Regions from separate parts of the Homo sapiens genome. Here region 1 is linked to region 2. A link is a contact called in ENCODE Hi-C data. All regions are on one chromosome and are shown on one strand. Each heading gives the region's core, a stretch centred on a gene start or an enhancer-like site at or near the end of the contact. The rest is flanking DNA. Distances are from core to core; before and after follow the strand shown. Region 1 overlaps RORA (RAR related orphan receptor A). Region 2 overlaps GCOM1 (GCOM1, MYZAP-POLR2M combined locus).

Region 1 (3,655 bases), core at 710-3,209, 3.3 Mb before region 2:
TCACATGCTTGTCATCATTTAAACACACTCCAAGACTCATCAAATGTCCTGAAATGCATCAGAAAAAGAAAAAAAAATAAAGCCCGGAAGGAAATGGAGGGAAAAGATCAGTATTACATGTAGAAACAGGCAAAAAGCTTTATATCAATGTTTTGCGAGAAGATAAAATAGGTATCGTGAGCTGAGGTCAGGCAAGCAGACTAGAGAAATGAAGCAAGCATTTCATGTGAAAGCTTCCAAACTGTTCTTTTTGCAATTACTAGTTTTAGCTCAAGCCTGAACCCATATTCTTGCTTTGCTTTTTCACCTCATTTGCCTTAGACAAATTCTGATGGGATGTATTAGTGTCCCATATACCACCTACCTATTTAAGATAAAGCCTACTTACAGCTAATAGAAAGTGGCACTATAATGTATATTTCATATATTTTATATATATATATATATATATATATATATATATATATATATATATATATATCAAAGCTTGTGATCATAGCCATTAGAATTATGTTCTTGTAATATGGGTGATACACACAATTTACGAAGTTGGAATGTTTGGGGAGGAATGTAATTGGAAAACTACCATCAACAAAATGGCCCAAATTCTTTACCAAATAGCATTAGTTAACCAATGTTTTCTAACACTGATTGGCAAAGAAAGTGCATCAGAATTACCTGGGTCCTTTGTTAAAAAGGCAGATTCCTGGGCCCAGCCTCACCTGCTGAATGAAAATGTCTGGAGGTGGGATCTGGGGATTTGCATTTTTAACAGATTTGGTAAGTTCCCATGCACATTGAAGTTTGCAAACTATCAAGCTGGTCCATCTATTTTTTTTTTTTTTTTTTTGAGACAGAGTCTCACTCTGTCGCCCAGGCTGGAGTACAGTGGTGCAATCTTGGCTCACTGTAACGTCCACCTCCCAGGTTCAAGTGATTCGCCTGCCTCAGCTTCCTGAGTAGCTGGGATTACAGGTGTGCACCACCACACCCAGCTAATTTTTGTATTTTCTTAGTAGAGACAGGTTTCACCATGTTGGTCAGGCTGGTCTCGAACTCCTGACCTCGTGATCTGCCTGCCTCGAACTCATGACCTCGTGATCTGCCTGCCTCGGCCTCCCAACCATCTGTTTTACCAAGGAAGAATGTGAACCTCAGCCTCAGAGAACTGTCTCTGAGAAATGGACAAAGCAATAATGCAGTAAAAAGAAAAAAGAAAGAAACCAGACACCTTTCAGATTCTTCACAATTCCCAAATGCCAACATTTCTAACATTTGAGGTTGACAAGAGCCCAACTGTATTTTGCCAGATTTTTCCCCTCAAATTTTACCTCCCTCTCCCAAGCATTTTTAGGGAATTCAGTCCATGTGTTCTTGATAGTCCTGCACTAAACTTATCGAAAATGTCATTTTGTAACAGTGATTTGGTTGCCCTGTAGTGTTTCAAAATCTTTTGTTCCTCCTTAGAAACCAGAAGTTGTACTTGGCCAAGGACGAGCTAACCCCAAACAGCAAGAGGTTTGAGTTGGCTCCAAAGCACAAGCCTCACAAATATCCCGTGAGTCTCCCACAGGCTTGGGGCTCTCTGTTTAGAATTAGAACCTAATCTTCAAATATCCCTTTACCCTCTTGCCTCAAAAAGGAAGGCAGTGAAGAGCAGCAGCAAGGCATCCTGGATGAGCACTGGAAGGGGAGAATGCTCATGTTTTAGTCGTGGGCTTTCCACCAGTTAGCTGTGCAGCTTTGGGCAGATACTTGAACTTCTCTGGTGCTCTGTTTCTTCATGTTTAAATGAGAGGATTAAACTGTATGACTTTTGGGTCGAAAGTACGTCTCTGCCATCAGTATCATAACAATTATTGAAATTGCTGCCTAGAATCTTCCGCTACCACAGTGTATTTTGATTGGACTGTTTATTGCCTTAGCAAACACAATGCAGTGCTGTGTCTTTGGCATCTTGCCAGGAAAGATGAGCCAATTTTCTCGTGTTGCTTCTGGATGTCAAAACATTCTCATCTGACCATGCCACAGAAGAAGTTTGTTGAGAGTGTGACTGACTGACATAATGACTGATTGGCTGATAACGGCAGCTGACAGTGATTGATTGAGTGTAAAATTATCTGTTCTCATTACTTCTGAAATTGAATTCAGATTGGTTCTATTGGAGGGTTTCCATGGAGACCATAACCTGCTATAGCAAGTGTTTGTGGATGCAATGTTTTATTGTGATCAATACCTGTTTCCTCTGCTGGTCCAAAGAAATTATTAATGATTATAGTCAAGTAGAAAGAGGCAACCATATATAAGAAGAAAAAAACTCTCATATTTTGTCTCATTGCTACATAAAACAAATGTGGGCCTTCCCAGACTTGCGCTTTGGCTAACTAGTTCATAATACGTTCGATAACTTGCCATTCTTCTTTTGCTATTAATGCAGAGGGTTTGCTTTGGAAAAAAGAAAAGTATTTCTAGGACTCTTTCTCTCTTTGAAGAAGATCAGAATAATAGACGAATGTTCATACTTGGTTTTTTTTTAAATGCGATGTTACAGAAACAACAAACATTTAATCAAATCTTAAACACACCCATGTTAATGCAGAGACAGAGATGGTCCCTCAGGCTTTTTCTGGGTTGTTTCCATGAATGATAAAGTCATTAAACAATTTCATAGGCTTGCCTTATTGATCTCTCACAATGGCATGCTATGTCTGCTCTTCAGGAAAGCCTTTCCTGACTGCCCCCATCAGAGTTAATTACTACTTACTCTGTGTTCGCATGGCCTTCTTCCATCTTCTATTATAGCATTCATCTCAGGCCACCTTGCCTTACAATTACTTGTATCTCTTTTTCCCACTAGATTATGACCTCCTTGAGGACAGGGTGATTTTCTTGTTGCTCTTTGTATTATCCTCAGCATCTAGGTGAATCTCTGATACATCACAAGGGTTCAATAAATGCTCATTGAATTGAATTAACTGGATCTGCATTCCAAGGTCATCTCTTCCTAGACTGGTGTTGAATGGGATTCCCATGAAGTGAGGCAGCAGAGTGCGTGCTTGCTGGTTCTGTTGCTTTGTCTCCTGCCCTGTGGCTGCGTCTGTGCCCAAGAGGATTGTTAGGATATATTGTGCTACAGGAGATTGATATTGTATAGGATGTCTGTACAGCTTATAGACTGGTGCTGACCGTACTGAAATGATGGTGGGAGGATACCTAATAAGGATTCTATTTTATGCTTAGCTGTATTCATTCATTGGTTTGGTTGGAATCTGCTTCAGCGTACTTCCTCTACCCAAATTTGGCTCATTAGCTGAAATCACTTTGGGATGAATCCACTGTTAATAGTGGCTAACATTTTTCATGCACTTACGACATGTCTGGCACAGTACTAAGTACTTTACATATTTTTCAATTCTTACACATTGCTCCCATTATCCCATTTTGAAGATAAGGAGACTGAAGCACAGAGTGTTTATTTCCTAAGGTCACACAGCTAGGAAGTAGAGGAGCTAGGATTTGAATTCCTATAGTCTAGCTTCCTACCCCATTCTTAAGCTATCTACCCTGTTGCCGCCTGACAAAAGTGTGTTTCAAAATTTAATTCCTGAACTGACTGCATCAAAATCCCCTGTAGTGTTTGTTAAAAGTGAAGATA
Region 2 (3,586 bases), core at 780-3,279:
TTATACATATAAACAGCAAGCTGGCATCCAGAATACAAAAACTCACACTTTACAAAAAGAATTCTTATACATCAATAAGCAAAACAAGTCAGAAAAAAAAAAAGGAAAAATACGAACAGTTCACAGAAGAGGAAACTGGAAAAACCAGAAAACATGCTTTAAAAAAGGATCCTCAACTTCAGGGAAATGCAAAGTAAAAAAATCTTAAAAATTCCAAACTCTTTCTGATTGGAGAAACAGGAGCTCATGTGTTACAGAGACTGAACTGGCAGAAACACTTAGGAAAGATATGCAGTCACATCTAGTAAACTGGAAGACGTGCCTACTCTGCAATCCAACACACAGCATTTATGTACTAGCCTTCCTAAGGAAACTCGGTGTATGTACTAAAGAAGACGTGTGTCAGAACATTCATTGCCACATTGTTTATAGTGGTAGCAAAAATTGAAAACTACGTCAATTAAAATGAAGGAACTAAATCTACAGATTTCAACAAGGTTTAATCTCCAAAACTTAAGGTTAAGTGAAAAAAGCAAGTTGCAGAACAATACCATTTATTTTAAAATGAATAACATGCAAATTAATACTGTATATTTCTTTTCTTTGTCAGATTTATTGATATAGTTTACATGTAGTAAAATTCCCCCTTTTTAGTGTACAGGTCTGAGTTTTGACAAATGCATACAGTTTTGTGATGACCACCATAATCATGATATAGAACAGTTCTATCATGCCCCCCAAAATGTAGTCAGCCTCTCCACTGAACCCCTATCCCTGGCAACTACTGGTTTGTCTTCTGTCCTAGAGTTTTGCCTTTTCCAGAATGTCATATAAGTAGAATCATACAGTAGCCTTTTGAATCTGCCTTCTTTCTCTTAGCATAATGGTTTTGAGATTCATTTATGCCACTGCAGGTATCAGTAACCTGATCCTTTTTATTGCTAAGTAGTGTTGTATTCTATGGGTATAGTAGTCCATTGTAGGAGTTTACTTATACATTAAACAGTTGAAAGGTATTTATTTGCTTTAAGTTATTGCTGATTATGAATCAAGTCACTATAAACCTTGTGTATAGGTTTTTGCATGAACATAAGCTTCCATTTCACTTGGGAGTGGGATAACTAGGTCATAGGGTAAATGAATGTTTCTAAGAATCTACCAAATTGTTTACAAAGTATCTATACCATTTTGCACTCTATCAGCAATGAAGTTGCTCAACATCTTCATTGACACTTGGGTTTTGTTTTTGTTCTTTGCATTTTTTTTTCTTTCGAGATGTAGTCTTGCTCTGTCACCCAGTCTGGAGTGCAGTGGCATGATCTTGGCTCACTGCAACCTCCACTTCCCGGGTTTAAGCGATTCTCCTGCCTCAGCCTCCCGAGTAGCTAGGACTATAGGCGCGCACCACCACCCCTGGCTAATCTTTTGTATTTTTAGTAGAGACAGGTTTTTGCCATGTTGGCCAGGCTGGTCTTAAACTCCTGGCCTCAAGGGATCTGCCCGCCTCATCCTCCCAGAGTGCTGGGATTACAGGCGTGAGCCATCGCGCCCAGCCTGTTTTTGGTTTTGTTATGTTTTGTTTAATTTTAGCCACCAGCCTTCTTGCTCAAGTGCCCAGGCTGGGCTATTTAAGAAAGATTACAGAACTTGCACCAAACATTTTTTATGGTATCAGTCATGTTTGTAAAGGAATGTGGAGAACATTTTCTCCATGAACAAGTGATATGATCTATGAGAGTTGAGGGGAGCTGGCTGGAAAGGAAGAGATGGGAACCAAGGGTCATAAAGAAGTATGAAGCAAATTCTATTTTCTTCCATGATTTTTCTTGGAAGCATCCATTTGAGTATGGAACACACTGATTTTTTTCTCTTTTTTGAGAAAGAGTCTCCCTCTGTCACCCAGGCTGAAGTGCAGTGGCACAATCATAGCTCACTGCAGTCTCAAACTCCTGGGCTCAAAGGTTACTCCTGCTTCAACCTCCCAAGTAGCTGGGACTACTGGTGTGCACCACCATGCCCAGCTGATTTGTGTGTGTGTGTGTGTGTGTGTGTGTGTGTGTGGAGAGATGGGGTCTGGCTATATTGCCCAGGGCTGGTCTGGAACTCCTGGGCTCATATGATCCTCCCATCTTGGCCTCCCAAAGTGCTGAGATGACAGATGTAAGCCTCCATGCCCAGCCACATTCTGAATTTTTAAACAAACCAAAACAATGGCCATAGCTAATAAAAAAATTACTTATGAATGGTACACAGAGGACTTTATTGAACAATAATGGCTGACATCAGTGTGTCATTTTACAAAACCATCCCTTCCAGTCAGTCCCCCAAACTGCCTTCTCACACTTTACAAGGGAAGAGACAAGAGCTAGGGCCTCCTGACTTGTTTGCCTAGGGGCTACATTCACCACGCTACCTCATGTGCCCCCCAGTGCAGAGCTTCACAGAGAAATGACAGGAGCCTGGCTGGTGAGGGATGAGGAACCAAGGGAAGGAACAAGGAACTGGAATTGGGTATGAGAAAAACAGTGAAAAAAAGGAAAGAGAAAGGAATTGGTAAAGAGGGAGACAAAAAAGTAGAAGGGGCAATAAGAGGAATCGCGTTTCTCTGCACAGAAATCAGAAATATAAAGCTCTAAACGTAAGTCCTTAGGAAGTCACAGATACATTTTTTATTTCCCTTCCAGCTCTAAAATTCTATACTTCTACAAACTGCCACATTTCCCCTCTTTATATTTCACTGTGATCCCATGGCAACAAAAGATTTTCCTCAGCTACCCAAGGGTTTAGGCTGTAAAGTACCTGCACTCCACACTAAAAGTAAATTCTTGCATTAGTTATCCAAGTTGTTTTAAATGAGGAACCAAATTTTCAGCTCATATCTCCCTTTTTATCAGCAAATAGTAATTTAAAGCCATTTGCCTGGGCTATGGTTCCCGGGTGACAGACTATGGCCTATTAAAATTAATCCTGACAGAAGATCCTTGCTGCTTTCTCCAAGCCCATTCAGGCCGTTGGTTTATGAACAGGATGAACAGACGGCCCATCCCAGAGGGCTTGAGGGAGGAAGCACGTTAAAATGGCTGCCTGCATCTTTGTTTGCTCAGCTGCCTGGAAAAACTAGGACTAAGGGAAATGGGATTAATCAAGGGGGCAGTTGCCCATGGGAAAAAAAAATACAAAGACTGTGGTGAGAAAATCTCAGCCAAGTGAGGTTCAAGTTGGTGGAAAAGAACCCTTTTCTGTTAATACCGTCACATGGCTGAAGTGTTTTTTAGTGACGAATGTCCCATTTCAGGCCACCACTGTGTTTTATGATCTTGATAGTGTGGGAAGACATAGTTTTTTAAATTATTAAATGTTTGGTACTCTGAAATTTCATGTAAGTTTACTTTTTAATAAATTTAATGAAGATTGCTGGTTAGATATGTGACCAACTGAATTGTGATTGAATAATAAAACTTTGTAAGATTTTTAAATATGAAAAAACTCACAAACTGGGAAAAAAATCCTTGAAAGAGCACACGGTCTTTGACACAGACTATATAGACATTGTAGCTAAGGCCCCTCCTCTCAGTTTAAGACATAA

What was found. Hi-C counts contacts between places; a loop is a spot of excess contacts on that map. Pooled maps may share reads with other maps.
Region 1: a loop to region 2 is called in a map of ascending aorta, with 7 times the contacts of the local background. The contact joins two enhancer-like sites. A Hi-C loop is called at or near these places in 2 of 168 maps with a recorded cell type or tissue (aorta and ascending aorta) and 3 of 50 pooled maps.

Annotation. Positions count from the first base shown.
Region 1 is chr15:61,036,940-61,040,594 of GRCh38, reverse strand. The region is part of intron 1 of RORA (RAR related orphan receptor A); the gene reads left to right. It overlaps LOC107984805 (a long non-coding RNA gene), which reads left to right. Exons shown (of 3, transcript XR_007064660.1): 2 at 1-3,655. Among named protein-coding and RNA genes, the nearest start is that of RORA, 190 kb to the left of the region's middle. Within about 2 kb of position 1,959, at least 7 of the 41 ENCODE cell types and tissues checked have a DNase peak (open chromatin) inside an H3K27ac peak, as active enhancers do; they include ascending aorta, where a contact is called at or near this core.
Region 2 is chr15:57,695,811-57,699,396 of GRCh38, reverse strand. All of the region lies in intron 12 of GCOM1 (GCOM1, MYZAP-POLR2M combined locus), which reads right to left. Among named protein-coding and RNA genes, the nearest start is that of POLR2M, 9.1 kb to the left of the region's middle. Within about 2 kb of position 2,029, at least 2 of the 41 ENCODE cell types and tissues checked have a DNase peak (open chromatin) inside an H3K27ac peak, as active enhancers do; they include ascending aorta, where a contact is called at or near this core.